Linked DNA regions of Homo sapiens: region 2 is linked to region 1. A link is a loop called in an ENCODE intact Hi-C map of the cell type or tissue named here. Cell type or tissue: endothelial cell of umbilical vein. All regions are shown on one strand.

Region 1 (8,000 bases):
TTCGTTCACCTGTGACCCCCAGCACCCTCACTGAATGGTACATCAATAAATAAATGAATGAATTGCAACCAAGCCTTGTGACCTTGGGCACTTAACAGTCCTGTGCCTCAGTTTCCCCTCTGTGGAATAGGGACAATAATGGTATCGACTCTGACAAAAGGGGAGTCCTGACAAGGAATTTGAATGAGAAGGAATTTCCTGATAAGGAATTTGAATGAGAGATGGGGGGATCTCAAAATACACCAGTGATTTCAGTCACACTGCTCCACAGAGGCCCAGGCATGAGTGACGTTATATAAATATTTAATAACTTGATGGTCTGGGCTCCCATCCAATGGAATGAAACCTGGATGTAAACACCGGGCACAGTGTCCTTATGTGGATCGGTGTGTCTGACCCCTGGGCACCCGCTGGGGGTGCAGCTCCACCAGGCCCAGTGCTCTGGAGCTCCCGCAGACGCCACCTGCCACCACGCATAAGCCAAGGTGAACAGGCAGCCGCAGGAAGGGCGTCCAGATGGGTGAGTCGCTGGGACCCTTTGCAGACTCCCGAGGGGCGGTGGAGCCCACAGAAAATGCAGTGGGGCTGCAGAGCCTGGACTCCCCACCCAGGCCAGATGTCCTCAGCTCAAGACCCACCAGGCGCTTCCTCCCCGCTGGTCTACAGTGCCTGAAACGTGGGCCTCCCCGACGCGGGCAGTGGGTCTGTTGGAGTGGCCAGAAGGGTCCTGTTAGGGAACCTGTGGATGGCTCAGGATTTTAGAATACTCCGAGCCTGGGGTGCCCAGAGAGCGGACCTTCGGAACCCACATGAGTGTCTCTGCTTGTGACTCCCGGCAGCTCCTTAATCCTAAAGAAGCCAGATCCGAATCTTGCCAAATTGTAGCCAGGAGTTCTCGAGCAGCCGGAGAGCGATGGATTTCCACCGGCAGAGGAAAGATCCAGCTTTAGGAGCAGAATCACACCTGCCAGCTGGCCCTAGCAAGCTGTGGTCTCTGGGAGGCCAGGGACGAGAGCCCACTCCCTCCTCCGTTCATGGCTCAGGGTCGTGGCCAGAGCCTGCCTGTGTAGAGGCGACTCCAGCAGCCCCCAGCCCCGCCCAGCTCTGCCCACACAGCTGCAAGGCCAGCATCCTGCCCTTTGTCAAGTTCACCACAGTCATGTCCCACCCCCCATTCGCTGAAATCAGCCCCAAATTGCCTGGAAACCCAGACCCCGCACCCCCTCCCCAGCTTTCCTTCTTCATGGAGTTTCTATTTCAGAACAAGGAAACAGATACCCCCAAAACAATTAAAGAAATAAATCTATAATTACAAATTGTACTACGTGCCATGGGGAGAAATGGCAAGCAAAGGAGATGGGCTACTTTTAAGGATGAGTTTTGACACCAAAATAGTTCCAGGATATTTCCTGGGTTTGTGAGAACAAGGGTTTTTATCCCACGAAAGAGAGAACAAAGAAAGGAAAGAGGGAGGGAAAAGAAAAGGAAAGAAAGAGAGGGGAGAAGAAAGGGAGGGAGAGAAGTCAGGAAAGAGAAAAGGGCCACTGATTCCCCAGAACCATGGCCTCATCCAGGGGCCATTACAACGCAGCCATGAGACAAATCCAGCCAGTAGCAAAGGAGAAGAGTTCGCAGCCTGCACACTAGGAATAATTTTTACATTTTTAAAATTTTTATATATTTATTCATTTATTTGAGACAGGGTCTTGCTCTGTTGCCCAGGCTGGAGTGCAGTGGCCCAATCACAGCTCACTGCAGCCTTGAACTCCTGGGCTCAAGCAATCCTCCCACCTCAGCCTCCCGAGTAGCTGGGTCTACAAGTGCATGCCACCACACCCGGCTAATTTTTTTTTAAACACTGGGTCTCACTACGTTGCCCAGGATGGTCTCAAACTCCTGGCCTCAAGTGATCCTCCTGCATAGGCCTCCCAAAGCAATGGGATGACAGGCATGAGCCACCGCACCTGGTCATTCTTTACATTTTTAAGGAGTTTTTACAAACAAAACAAAAAATAACAAAGAATGCACAACAGAGGCCTCATGACGCACAAAGCCTAGAATATTGACTATCTGGCCCTTGACAGAGCACGCTTGCCATCTCCGAATCCCGCCACTGACTCCTGCCTGGGCCAGCCGTGAAAAGCAGAAAGAAGGGACAGATCAGACGGCCGAGAATTTTCCATTTCTGCCCACGAGGCCAAGCACCATCCATCACAAACCTCTAAACGCCGAGGCCTGGAAGGTTAAGTGATTTCTGCTCCAGCTCAGTGAGGCGAGGTCAGGGGCCGGCCAGAGAATGGATGTCCTCATGCACCAAAGAGAAAGGAGTCATTGCCCAGCCTCTACCATTAGCCATTGCTCATCGGCTGTTTAGGAAGCAGGGGCATTAATTTTGCTTGTTCCACGCGTGGTGTTTTATGAAATAAGGGGAGAGAAAAGGCCTATTTGTCAGTCAGGGCTCCTGGCTTCAAGTGACAAAATTCCCAATTCAAAGTGGCTGAAGCGACGGAGAGAGTTTATCGGCTCATGTTACTGAAAAGTCCAGGGGTTGGGTGAGTTTCAGGCACAGCTGGATCCAGGGGCTCACAATGGCACCACCAGGACTCATTCTCTCCATTCCTCTGGGTGTTGTTGTTGTTGTTGTTTTGGGTTTTTTTAGATGGAGTCTCGCTTTTGTTGCCCAGGCTAGAGTGCATTGGCATAGTCTTGGCTCACTGCAACCTCTGCCTTCCGGGTTCAAGCAATTCTCCTGCCTCAGCCTCCCTTGTATTTTTTGGTAGAGACAGGGTCTCGAACTCCTGACCTCAGGTGATCTGCCCACCTTGGCCTCCCAAAGTGCTGAGATTACAAGCATGAGACACCACGCCTGGCCCTCTGGGTTGGTTTTATTCTCAGGCAGGCTCTCCCGTCCTAAGGTAAGAATCTCACTGATACCCGACTACATCATGTGACCCTCCTTTGGACCAATGACTGCTGTCAGAGGATGGGATGACCTGATTGGCCAAGCCTTGGTCATGTGCTCCTCCAGGAGCCAGGGAGGCGGGGTCAGCCCCACCTGAACTACAGATGATGAGAGAAAAGAAGAAAGCTGTTTTCCTCAACGAGATCCGGGGCGCCATTACCAGGAGGAACAGATGCTGAGTTGGTAAAAGCAACAGCTGTCCCCAACAGAAGCAAACTCCTATTTCCCAGGCCCCTTGGCTAAGTCTCACCACCACCCATTTTACAGCTGAGTAAACTGAGGTCTTGGAGGTGAAGTCAGTCTCCTTCTTTGGTGATGCAGTCGGCACCCCAGTCCCAATCTAGGTCTGATTCATGCTCAGGCTGTTCACATTGACCAGCGTGCATCTCTAATCCTGCCCTCCAAGAAGCCTGCACACAGTTGGTGTGCAATAAATGCACAGCACATCAAATTGTTGTTAAGAGTCTGCCCCTGCCCACTGGACCATAAGATGCCTGAGGGCAGAGACCATGTCTGTCCTGTTCACTGTGGCACCCCAACACCCAGAGCGTAGTAGGTGCCCCCCCCAACGCTTGGTAAATGAATGAATGACTCCCTGGCGTATAGTACGCGCTCCACAAATACTGGACAAACATGTATCTCTGTGGATGCTCCACAAATACCTGCTAAGTGAATGCAAGTCTGTCTAGGGCCTCACGCACAGTAGGTACTCCACAAACAGTGGTAAATGAACAGATTCTTAGTGCCTGCACATAGTGGGTGCTTAGTAAATATTTAGTGAATCAATGAGTGGATCTCGATGGGAACCAAGCTGCCTGGATGCTCAAATATTTCCAGATCATTAACAAGATAGAGAGAGGAGAGAGATTAGGGGGCTGGTGGGGGAGGAATGAATGAGTGAAAGAATGAATGAAGGAAGGAAGGAATGACAGAAACCTTTGCTGGACTTTAGTGCTCAGACAAGGATCCACAGTCCTTGCGGCTCCACAGCGAGAATCAAGGCTGCCTGGAAGGAAGACCCAGTTTTGGAAAGGGCGCTGGGTCTTTGTGAGCTAGGAGAGGGGGCGGCGGGGCTGGCAGCAGAGTCAGGAGGAAGGGAGGTCAGCCAGGGCGGGCGAGCAACGGGGCCGTGCCAGGGACACCGCGCCCCGGGCAGGGCCTGCTCCCCCTGCCCCGACCTTGCCTCCCGTTCCACAATAGAGCATCCATTGTAAGTGGGTAATTGGGTTCCGGCACATCCCCTCCCCCGGCTGGGGGTGGAAGCAAAGGGAAACACAATCTGTTTTCTATTTGTCACGGCTGCCAAGACGCCACTCCCTCCCCCAGCCTCCGCTCTGGCTGGCCCGCTGAGCCACAGCCGCTGCGACATTCCTTGGCCTGGGCTGAGCCTGCATTCAGAGCTGCCCACCCCCGCTGGCTGACCCAAGAGAAACCACGTGACAGAGACCCAGAATCAGCCTCAGGGGCCTCCTGGCCTCGTTCCCCAGCCTCCCCCATGGGAAGCCAAAACCACAGCCCTCGCTGGAGGCTTTCCACCCCAAGGAGGACTCACATCCTGGCTCCCTCTCTTTTTAGCTGTGTGACCTTGAGCCAGTCACTCAGCCTCTCTGTGCCTGTTTCCTTCTCTAAAATGGGGAGGATAGTAATGATAGAGAGGCCCTCTTGCGTGTTAAACATACTCCTCCAGGCAGAGTGCAGAGCACATAGAAAGGGTTTGGTCGCTGTTAGCTGTCATTTGATTTATTCTTTTAGGGAGTGAGTGGGACCTTCCTGGTTTCAGTGTAATTCGCAGAGTTGGGTGTCTCTGTTCCCGAACAATTTGAAGTGGGGGAGACAAGGGTAAATGCTCAGGGGGCCCCATGCCTGAGCCGCAGGCTGCCTCACTGCACTGCCCACTCACACGCAAAGGGCCTGTTGGATGCCTCATGTGCGCCCAGCTCACACTGACCTGACAGGAGAGGATCAGAGAGGTGAGAGGAGGAACATACAGAAAAGTCAAAGGTCTGAGCTCTGCCTATGAGGGGCTGGCGACCCGTAGTGTTGGGTTAGAAAGCAAACAGGCTCTGCTGACATGTCCCTAAGCCCCTGAGTTCTGTGGGAGTTGGGGAACTGCAGCAGGCTTGGAGGACTTCCTGGAGGAGGGGAGCCAGGTTTGAATCCTGCCTCTGCTGTGGGTCTTGGGCAATGTCTTCACCGCTCTGGACTTTGTGATTTCATCTTTTGGGGACTTCTTCAAGAAAAAGAACAGCACAAGTCAGCCAGGCCTTTAACAGGTAAGGTTAGGGCAATTTCAGAAGAAACCAAGACACCTTGAACTTGGCTTTCGTTGTTGGATGAAATCCCGGGGTGGCCTTGACTTGGATGTTCAGAGTAATCCTGCTTCAGCCCCGCAAAGGGCCTGTGTGGACAGATGTGCACCTGGGGCTCCAACCCCAAGCCCCTCCACACCTTGGGCAATCACTGAACCTCCCAGACTCAGTCTCCACATCTGTAAAAGGGGACTTCAGAGGCACCAGCGTGAGAGCTTAAGCTAACAGACTTGGCACACAGCAACTGTTCAATAGATCTTAGCAACTACCCCTAATTCCCAGAGGCAGAGGCGTCTGAGAAAAGCGGAGGCAACAGACAGCAGAGGCCACAGCTTATTTGTGGACAGCAGCGGGGCCCTCACTCCCCTCTTGATGAATAAACCTGCACATGGTAGTAATGGTCCACATGAGTTCTTTCATGACCTCAGGTGCATAAAATCGGATTAATCATTGTCTTGTGACTCACTCCCATGGTTGGTGAAGCCTGACCTGTTTTGTTTTATGGGTTTATTTCTTCATTTCTTTTTGTGGTTTTGAATTTGTTTCACAATATAATGGACACTCATGAAGCTACCCCCAATGCAAGAACAGAACATAGGCAGGGACACATCTGCCCCCAGACTCTCCCCAGAAGTAAGCCCCACTCCTCGATTTAAATAAACACGTATTTTGTCCTCACTGTGGGCTTTGGGCATGAGCATGTTTGTGCCTAAACCGGTGCTTCTCACACGACAGTGTGCTCAGTCACTTGGGAGACTGTGGCCCAGCCCAGAGCATCCAACTCAACAAGTCTGGAGGAGAGCCCGAGAATGTGCATTGCCAACACGTTTCCAGGAGCTTTTGCTGCTGCAGCTCTGGGACCACACACTTCGAGAAGCTCACCCTAAAGAATGTATTATCAGGCCGGGCGAGGTGGCTCACACCTGTAATCCCAACTCTGTGGGAGGCCAAGGCGGGAGGATCACTTGAGGTCAGGAGTTTGAGACCAGCCTGACCAACATGGTGAAATCCCGTCTCTACTAAAAATACAAAAATTAGCTGGGTGTGGTGATGCACGCCTGTAATCCCAGCTACTCAGGAGGTTGAGGCAGGAGAATTGCTTGAACCCGGGAGGCAGAGATTGCAGTGAGCCGAGATGACGCCACTGCACTCCAGCCTGGGTGACAGAGTGAGACTTTCAAACAAAAAAAAAAAGAATTGATTATCGAGTCATAGTTGTTTTTAAACCTCCTAACACAAGGGTCATGGTGTATGTGGTCTTCTGTGACTAGGTTTTAGGTTTTGTTTTTTAACTCTCCACAGATGAGTCTTGATTTTACCTGAAGTGAGATTGACTCCGGGCACTTTGGTAGTGTCTGGAGACATTTTTGGCTGTCACAACTGGTGGAGAGGGTGCTGTGGCTCCAGGTATGCTGCGAAACGTCCCACAACCCACAGGACGGGCCCCATCACGAGGGGTGCACTGGCCTCCAATGTCCGTAGTCCCAAGAGACGCGAAGACGCACGTCCGCGCAAGAACTTGTACACAAATGTGCATAGCAGCGTTATTCACAGGAGCCAAGAAGTGAAAACAGCCCGAAAGTCCACCCGCTGACGACTCCATAAACCACACATGGTCTGTCCATGCAATGGAATATGACCAGCCACAAAACAGATTCAGCACTGACACGCTACAAAGTGGACAAACCTCGAAACATGATGCAGAGTGAAAGACGCCAGACACCGAAGGCCACACAGTGTCCGGTCCCATTTCTATGGAAAGCCCAGACCAGGCGGACCCGTAGAGCTGTACAGTAGGTTGGTGTTTGCCAGGGGCCGGGGGAGAAAGGAACAGGGGGTGACTGCGCATGGAACAGGGTTTCGTTTGTGCTTTTTTTTTTTGAGATGGTGTTTCACTCTTGTTGCCCAGGTTGGGGTGCAATGGTGTGATCTCAGCTCACTGCAACCTCGGCCTCCCAGATTCAAGCGATTCTCCCGCCTCAGCCCCCAAGTAGCTGGGATTACAGGCATGCACCACCACGCTCAACTAAATTTTTTTTTTTTTTTTTTTTTTTTAGTAGAGATGGGGGTTTCACCATGTTAGTCAGGCTGGTCTCAAACTCCTGACCTCAGGTGATCCACCCACCTCAGCCTCTTCTAAGTGCTGGGATTGCAGGTGTGCACCACTGCTCCCGGCCCTTTTTTTTTTTTTTTTTTTTTTTGGACAGGATTTCACTCCCATCACCCAGGCTGGAGAGCAGTGGTATGATCTCAGCTCACTGCAGCCTCTGCCTCCTGGGCTCAGGTGATCCTGTTGCCTCAGGCTCCTGTGTAGCTGAGACCACAGGCACACACCACCATGCCCAGCTAACTTGTGTAATTTTTGTATAGATGGGGTCTCGACATGTTGCCCAGGGTGATGTTGTACTCCTAAGCTCAAGTGATCCTCCCACCTAAGCCTCCTGAAATGCTGGGATCACAGGCGTGAGCCACCGCGCCTGCCTGGGTTTCCTTTTGAGGCTTGAAGATGCTGCTGCTGCACACATTCTTAGTCATGTCGCCTGGGACGCACGTTCAAGAATTCTGCCTTGGCGCACACCAAAGAGAAAAATTACTGAGTCTTCAAGAACAGGAAAGCTCCACTTTACTGGAAAATGTTGGCATTATGTTGAGTACTTGCTACTTGCACCCGGCACTGGGCTAGATAGCGACCTATTTTCTCATGTAATTGTCCCTGCACTAGTATTCTT
Region 2 (8,000 bases), 93 kb before region 1:
CACGTGGTTGATGCTAACAACCTGACTATATTGAATGCCTGTTTTCATTTGCCTGGTGCCCTGAGCCACACAGAATATTTGACCACTGTAGGGGCTGGAGAGTGAGTAACTGAGGTCAGCTACGTGGACGCTCCATGCCTATGTGCCTGACCCCCAATAAAAACCCTGGACACTGAGGCTCAGGCGAGCTTCTCTGGTTGGCAATTCTTTGTGTGTGTCATCACACAGTTTCTGGAAGAGATAAGTGCTGTTCATGCAACTCTGCTGGGAGAAGATAGCTGGGAGCTTGTGCCTGGCTTCTCCTAGCCTCTGCCCTGCACACCTTTTCCCTGTGCTGATTCCTGTCTGTGTCCTTTTGCTGTAATAAACCATAGCTACAAGTATGACAGCTTTCTGAGTTCTGTGAGTCCTTCCAGCAAGTCCCTGAACCTGAGGGTGGCCTGGGGGACCCGTGACACAGACCCTATAAGGCCCCTATATATAGTTTTTGAGACAAGGTCTCACTCTGTCACCCAGGCTGGAGTGCTGCAGTACAATCACAGCTCAATGAAGCCTCAACCTCCTGGGCTTAGGTGATTCTCTCACCTCAGCCTCCCAAGTAGCTGGGACTACAGGTGCATGCCCCACATCTGGCTAATTTTTGTATTTTTTTGTAGAAACGGGGTTTCACCATGTTGCCCAAGCTGGTCTCAAACTCCTAGGCTAAAGCAATCGACCCACCTTGGCCTCCCAAAGCTCTGGGATTACAGGCATGAGCCACCATGCCCAGTCCCCTATGAGACCCCTATTTTACAATCAGGGAAATCAAGGCTGGGAGCGGTGGCTCATGCTTGTAATCCCAGCACTTTGGGAGGCCGAGGTGAGGGGATCATGAGGTCAGGAGTTTGAGACCAGCCTGGACAACACAGTGAAACCCCATCTTTACTAAAAATACAAAAATCAGCTGGGCATGGTGGCAGGCACCTGTAGTCCCAGCTACTCAGGCAGCTGAGGCAGGAGAATCACTTGAACCCAGGAGTTGGAGGTTGCAGTGAGCCAAGATCGTGCCATTGTACTCCAGCCTGGGTGACAGAGTGAGACTCCATCTCAAAAAAACAAAAATGAAAACAAACAAACAAACAAAAAATCTGGGAAATCAAAGCCAAATGGTTTAAATGATGGCCCCACAGTCACATAGGAAGCAGCAGAGCTGGGGTTTGAATTCAGGTAGCCAGGCTTGCAGTCTGGCCTTGCCATGCCACTGGGTGCTAACAGACTGTGGTCAGAAAGAAGGAGGGTCCAGTCTGCCTGAGGCATTAGGAGCCACTTGGCAGGGGTGGGAGGATTAATTTGCATAGGACCCTAAAAATCAATAGTTACACCTTTTTTTCCTAATCATACGTGAAATAGGTATTCTTTATTGAAAAAAAGCAAGCAATAAATAAGTTGTGTTTGGCACAAAATGGACCCCTCTCTTAATTTGAATTCCAAAGACAACTGCCACCAACAGCCTGGAGTGTGTCCTTCAGTACCTTTCTCTACACGCAAACACGTACCTGAGCTAAAGCACTATATTACTTCCTATTACTGATGTAACAAGTGATCATAAACATAGCAGCTTAAACAACACCAGTATATTCTCTTATTGTCTGGAGGTCAGAAGTCCGAGATCGATTTCGTTGAGCTAAGCAAGACATCAGCAGGACCGGTTCCTTCCGGAGGAGAAGCATTTCTTTGTGTTTTGTGGCTTCTGGAGGCACCTGCATTCCTGCTCTCGTGAGCCCGTCCTCGCATCCCTACAACCTCTTGCTTACAGAGGTCACAGCTTCTGCCTTCTGCTTTCTCCTATAGTCAAATCTCCCTCTTACAAGGACAATTATGACTATGTTTAGGGCCCAGGATCATCTCCCCATCCCAAGATCTGTAACTGAATCCCATCTGTGAAGTTTCTCGTGCCATGTAAGTTTCGGGGATCAGGACATGGATGTCTTTGGGGACAGGATTCTGCCCACCCCATACCCTGCCTGCAGCCCCGCTGCTTGCCTTTCCCACCCCCTTCGTCAGCCTCTCTGTGCCAGCATGAGCGGACCTGCCTCATCCTTTCCACTGGATGAGCCCTTACACAGCAGCTGCCTATTAAAGGCAGGGCCAGCTGTGTTCACAGGGAAACGGGTCAGAGTTCTGACGCCCCTGGGAGCTGAGAGGAAGGAGCTGGCTGGTCCCTGCAGTCCAGGAGAAACTGAGAAAGAGCTCTGGAAAGGACTGAGTCTGCCTATGGCCAAAACCTCCCCTGGAGGCACTTCCAAGTTTCCCAGGTTCCCCAAGCCAGAGATGGCTGGTGCAATGTGTGAATTGACACCAAAGCTGGGACTTGGGGACAAAGGTGGCATAAAAGTGGAGGCCAGAATGCACTGGGAAAAAGCACCCTTATTTTGAGGTCATAGCCATGTACAGACCAGCGGGTGTCCAAAGGGACCTGCTTAAAACTTAATAGCTTCCTTAACGTTTACACTCACATTTCCACACTCATCCTCATGCTGCGTGCACAGGTTATGCTTTGACTGCTCCTCTAGCATCCCCCTGCCCATGCACCAGGCCTGTTAATTTATATTCTTGTTACTTGGTTCGTTCTCTTGTTTGACCTTCCAGGCCCCTGTCTAACAGATGGGTTATTTTATACATCAAAATGGAGGTTCAGAGAGTCAAATTGAGGAAAGAGGTTCAGAGAGGTTAGGCAACTTGCGCAAGGGCACACAGCCAGGAAGTCGCAGATCTGGTTTCGGATACACTGCCTCAGTTCCCTATCAGAGAGCTCTCTGGTGAGGACCAGAGATTAAGCTAGCATCCTAGGGAAGTCCAGATGGGAACTAGTGTCCTCTGTCATTTTTCTGCTATCAGCAGAGGGTCTTGGGCCTGGGTTTGACACCCATCTGGCTACCTCCAGATTGATCTCCAGCTGGGAGGCAGAGGTGTCCCCACCCGTCCAAGGTCACCAGGGTCATGACTGTCTAGACAAGATGTGAAATGTCCCCTTCCTCTTGGCCCCATGTTTGCCTGTGGCCTGAACTGCCTCCCGCATCTGCTGGTGAAGTCACATCCTTAGAGCCCTGGGGTGGGCACATGAGGTCATCCTGGCAGGCTCGAGCCAGCCCGTGCCTGCCCCCACCCCCCGCTGCAGCTGCCTGGTCCCACCCCGCAGAGGGATCAGGTTTTGGGGAGGGAAGAGGCTAAAACCAGCTCCCAGGATGGGAGACTTGGGAGCTCTGGTCAAACCATCCCTTTTCCTCTCCCATCCCAGACCTGGGGGAGAGACTGGGGTGCCACGAGGGCAGGAGTGACCAACTCCATCCAGGTTTGCCTGGGGCCATCCCAGTCTTAGTACCATGAGTCCTGTGTCCCAGGAACACCCTAGTCTGGAGCTCACGGAGGCAGCTGTGGACCCACCCGTATGGGGTTGTGGAGTTTCTCTTTCATTCCTCCTGGGAAAAGGCCTGTCCACAAGCCTCACACCCTTGCAACCCACTGGTGTTTCTGCGAAGGGTGGAGTGGGGAAAAGCGTATGTGTCTGCTCGCCTGTGTAGCCTTGTACAAACACTTACACCCCAACCTCAGTTTTGTCTTCTGGAGAATGGGGATAAGGATGCTACCCTCCTGGCAGAGCTGCTGAGAGGCTTAAAGGAGGGAGAGATTGTAAGTGGCCAGCAAGGGAGAGCTTTTATAAAGAACAGCACAGAGGGGAGATGGCAGGCAAAGCAGAGTGAGTGCTGGGGACATTCTGCAAGTGGAGGTGGCCACGGGCAGGGGCGGGTGCTGGTTGTGTGCCTAGAGTGTGCCAGGCCCACACGGGCTGTGTTCTCGGTTCACCCTCAGAGCTACCTAGGAGGGAACCCATGTAGTTCATGAATGTCATTACCCCCATTTTATGGATAAGGAAACTGAGGCTCTGGGGGCAGCCAGCAAGGGGCAAAGCCCTGCCCCCACCTGGCAGCAGCTGTCTTTGCAGATAGGAGCCTGCAGTGCAGGGGAGAGAAGGGACCCGTTTTTCCCGTCTGTTGCCCCGTCGTCACCCAGAGACCCAGAGGTGCTCGATGCTGGCAGCAGGAGCACCTGTGGGGCCCCAGGGCCAGGATGCCCTCCCAGACTCTGCCACCCACACCAGTGACTCCATCTTGGAGGTGGGAGCCTGTTTCCTCCTCTATAAAATGGGGATGAGGCCACTGAAGCAGTTGAAGGGAAGTTTCAGTGACCACCCGTGGCCAGCGCCGAGCCACGCAGGCTGGGGCACCCGGGGACTCCATGTGAGTGGCCAGGGTTGGAATCCTGATGATCCTGGGGACCTAGGGACACCTGCAGGGGACTGCAGCTCCCCTACCGCCTCCCAGCTGGGTGGGGCGTCTCTCTGTGCTCCCCCCATTACGGGCCACGGGCCACATCGTTCTGAGCTGTAACTTCCTGCTTACTCCTTGCTACACGCCTGTCTCCCTCCCTGCTGGGTCGCTGCAGGCAGATGCTTATTCGGGAGCTGGAGTCCAGGCTTCACCTCCTGGAGCCCTGTCCCCACCTTGGAGCAGTAGGGACAAAGCAGATGTCCCCTCCCACACCATGTCCTGGACGACTCCCTAGACCAGGGATTCTCAAAGTGAGGTCTGAGACTCTTGGAGGGATCCACAGGGTCCTTCTTTTCCTTCCCTACATCTCTGTGAGGTCGGGTTTTCTTCATGTCCTTCAACCAAAACGCCAAGTCACACCAGACCGGATGCAAAAGCAGATTTGGGAATCCAGCTCTCTTCTAAGGGACTGGACGTGAAAGAGGTTTGCAAAATTGTGAAACATACGATGCCACTCTCTTCTCACTATTTCTTTATGTTTGGGAAAAAAATGTTATCTTTCTTAAAATATATTACTCAACATATTAAGGAGCATAAAATTGTTCTTTTAAAATAAATGCATGTTTTGAAATTTTATCATGTTAATCTCTAATGCAGTAAATACTGATAAATAGAACCCACATAAACAAAAGCCCTTTTGGAGTCCTCAGTAATTTCTAAGGGTGTCATAGGGTCTAGGGGCCAAACAGTCTGGGAACTGCTCCCTTAAACAGCAATCTTACTTGATCCTTAAATTAAAATGGCTAACAGCAGCCGGGCACAGTGGCTCATGCCTGTAATTCCAGCACTTTGGGAGGCCAAGGCGGGCGGATGGATCGCCTGAGATCAGGAGTTGGAGACCAGCCTGGCCAACATGGTGAAACCCCGTCTCTACTAAAAATACAAAAATTAGCTGGGTGTGGTGATGCACACCTGTAATCCCAGCTACTCAGGAGGCTGAGGCAGGAGAATCGCTTGAACCCGGGAGGCAGAGCTTGCAGTGAACCAAGATCGTGCCACTGCACTCCAGCCTGGGTGACAGTGAGAATCTGTCTCCAAAAAAAAAAAAAAAAAAAATAGCAAAGAGTTACTTCACACTTTCTATGCACCTGGCATTGTCTGAACCTTGTGCATGGACAGTTGTACAGAGACATACACATAGATACTATCTAACAGCACACGAACCCTCTGAGGTGGGTTTCAATTACCCCATTTTACATATGGGGAACTCAGGCTCTAAGTGGCCCCTTAACCACCAGGGGCCACTGCCTCTGGGGAAGCCCCCCCACTGGGACCCTCAAAGTCTGTTTCAGGAGTGGCTGAGATTCCAGGACAAACCACCTGGAATTCTCAAAGTTGGCCCCCACCTTGGAAAATCCCCTGAGGCTCACTGGCCCAGACTACCTTGGGGGACCCCAAACCCTGGCATGTCCTGGTCACTTGCTCTGAAGGAAGCCTGGCCACTGCTCACTCACCCACCTCCCGCCACACCAGGCCTCCGGCTTTTCCGTGCTGCTCTTCGGACACCCAAACTGTGCCAGCCTCGGGGCTTTTGCACCTGCTGTTCCCTCCCGCCGGAATGCCTTTCCTCCACGTGGGGCCCGTCATCGTCCCTGGCCTCTCATGTAAAATAGCAGCACCCTCTCCCACTCGTCTTCCCCTCCACCCTTTCGCTGCTATTTCCTGTGTGACACTCGGCACTATGGGACATTGTGTTGTGGATGCACTGGTTCAGGGGTTCAGTGTCTGTCTCCCTGTGGAAATCTAAACCCGGTAAGAGCCCAGGCACAGCAACAGGTCCCAGCATGGTGGACTCAGTGAGTGGATGAACAGGATACGGGGACAGGAGAGTCACGCCTGGCTACAGGGACGCCCATCCACCTCCTCCAGCCTGGCTGACCGGCGCCGTGCTGGCCTGCTGCCCAGACTTGCCAGATCTTTCGATTTTTCAAAAGAAGCTGAACATCCAGATTTTTATGTAAAATCTTTTTTTTTTTTCACTAGCAACTTATTCAAATTAACAAAAAGAAAAAAACAGCTTGGTGAGCCAAACCTTATGTAGATAAACTCAGTTTGGCTAATCAGACTCGCCTTGCCTTCTAAGGGGAGGTGACATTTGAACAAGACTGGAAAGCCTTCAGAGCTAGGCGCAGGCCAAGCAGGGGAGGAGGGGAACAGGGTCGTGCCAGGCCAGCTGGGGCTGGGTTGTGGGGAGCATTTGAGAGGTCCGCACTCCGTGGACAGGCCCGTCACCCTTCCCCTTGGCTTCGGAAGTCTCCCCACCTCCCCCCGACCCCAGGCCCAGCTGGCTGCAAGCCATACACTTGAAGCATATGCGTGGAGTGTTTTGAGAAACGGAACACACAATACATCGCAAATAAGGCTGCTTCTCCGTCTGGCTGGGACACATCTCCACGCTCCGCCAGATGGTCCCCCGCCGCCTCCCCAGCTGAGGCCGGGGCTTTGTGAGGTTGCATTCTGCGTAGAGGCTCCTCTCCATTCTGCAAGAGGCTGCTGGGAAGCTCTCTCCCCGGGGTGGCCGGGAGGATTTTTCTTGGCCCACAGACAGGAAGCTGATTCAGCCGGGAACCTTCTTCTGCATTCAGAACCCCCACAGCTCCATCCTCCTCCATCCCCTGCCCACCACGCTCCATCCCCCACCAGCCCCCATGACCCAGAGCCCCAGTGCGCTGGTGTTTATTGCTAATTGTTTTCAGACAGATGGTGTGGCCCAGAGTCTAATTCCCCAGGCTAGGGGGCGGGGGATGCTAGAGGAGAAGGCCGTGACCTTGACCACTTGCATTCTTGAAGAAAATGTTTGGCCCAGCCTGGGAGGCGGGGCGGTGGGCAGTGATGGCTAGGGCTTACAGAGGGGAAGTTTCAGGGCTTTGAGAAGGGAACAGGGGAGTAGGAGGAGGCTTTGAAATGTGGGAAACAACCCTGCAGCCCCAAGGGCTGATAAAGCTGGCTGGAGAATGGCCCCACCTTCAGGAAGCCCTCTGGGATTGAAGCCTGCGAGGCAGGGAGAATTCCTCCTGCAGGGTTGGATTTAGGGATGTGGGGAGTAGGGGATTTGTGGGGAGGGTGGAAGACCTCCCCACAATTTAATAAGGAGCCTCACTTTTTTTTTTTTTTTTTTTTGAGACAGAGTCTCACCCTTTTGCCAGGCTAGAGTGCAGTGGCGCGATCTCGGCTCACTGCAACCTCTGACCCCCTGGTTCAACCAATTCTCCTGCCTCAGCCTACTGAGTAGCTGGGATTGCAGGCACGCACCACCAAGCCCAGCTACTTTTTGTATGGTTTGTAGAGATGGGGTTTCACCATGTTGGCCAGGATGGTCTCGATCTTCTGACCTCGTGATCCGCCCGCATTGGCCTCCCAGAGTGTTGGGATTACAGGCGTGAGCCATTGCACCCAGCCAGGAGCCTCACTTTTTAATGTAATTTCAACATGATCTGAAGGCTTACAGAGCCACCAACATTTCACTAGATCCCATGAGTCTGCCAAGCTGAATGAAGACCCCAAATTACAGATGAGAAAAAGAGGTGGCCTGTGAGGTGAGATGGCTTGCCTTAGGTCACACAGTCCACAAAGATCCATTGAGCTGTCACTCTGTGCCTGGTGGGAACACAGCCATGGCAGAGGACAGGACTG

What was found. Hi-C counts contacts between places; a loop is a spot of excess contacts. Peaks named below come from ENCODE experiments on the same cell type or tissue, not always from the same donor. Only the 100,000 strongest peaks of a DNase experiment are listed, where the experiment ranks them.
Region 2: it touches region 1 in a loop (6-fold over the local background); 6 of 110 quality-filtered maps call a loop at or near these places.

Annotation. Positions count from the first base shown.
Region 1 is chr12:124,741,869-124,749,868 of GRCh38, forward strand. LOC124903045 (a long non-coding RNA gene) reads left to right here and starts at 436. Exons shown (of 2, transcript XR_007063509.1): 1 at 436-520; 2 at 840-1,319. RefSeq lists enhancers at 3,064-3,113, 7,688-8,000. In endothelial cell of umbilical vein, no CTCF peak of the experiment used is centred here; DNase peaks (open chromatin) are centred at 393 and 4,223; H3K27ac peaks cover 1,292 bases.
Region 2 is chr12:124,648,985-124,656,984 of GRCh38, forward strand. No RefSeq gene overlaps it. Among named protein-coding and RNA genes, the nearest start is that of NCOR2, 85 kb to the left of the region's middle. RefSeq lists enhancers at 2,757-3,270, 3,271-3,784. In endothelial cell of umbilical vein, no CTCF peak of the experiment used is centred here; DNase peaks (open chromatin) are centred at 3,017, 6,417 and 6,927; H3K27ac peaks cover 4,630 bases.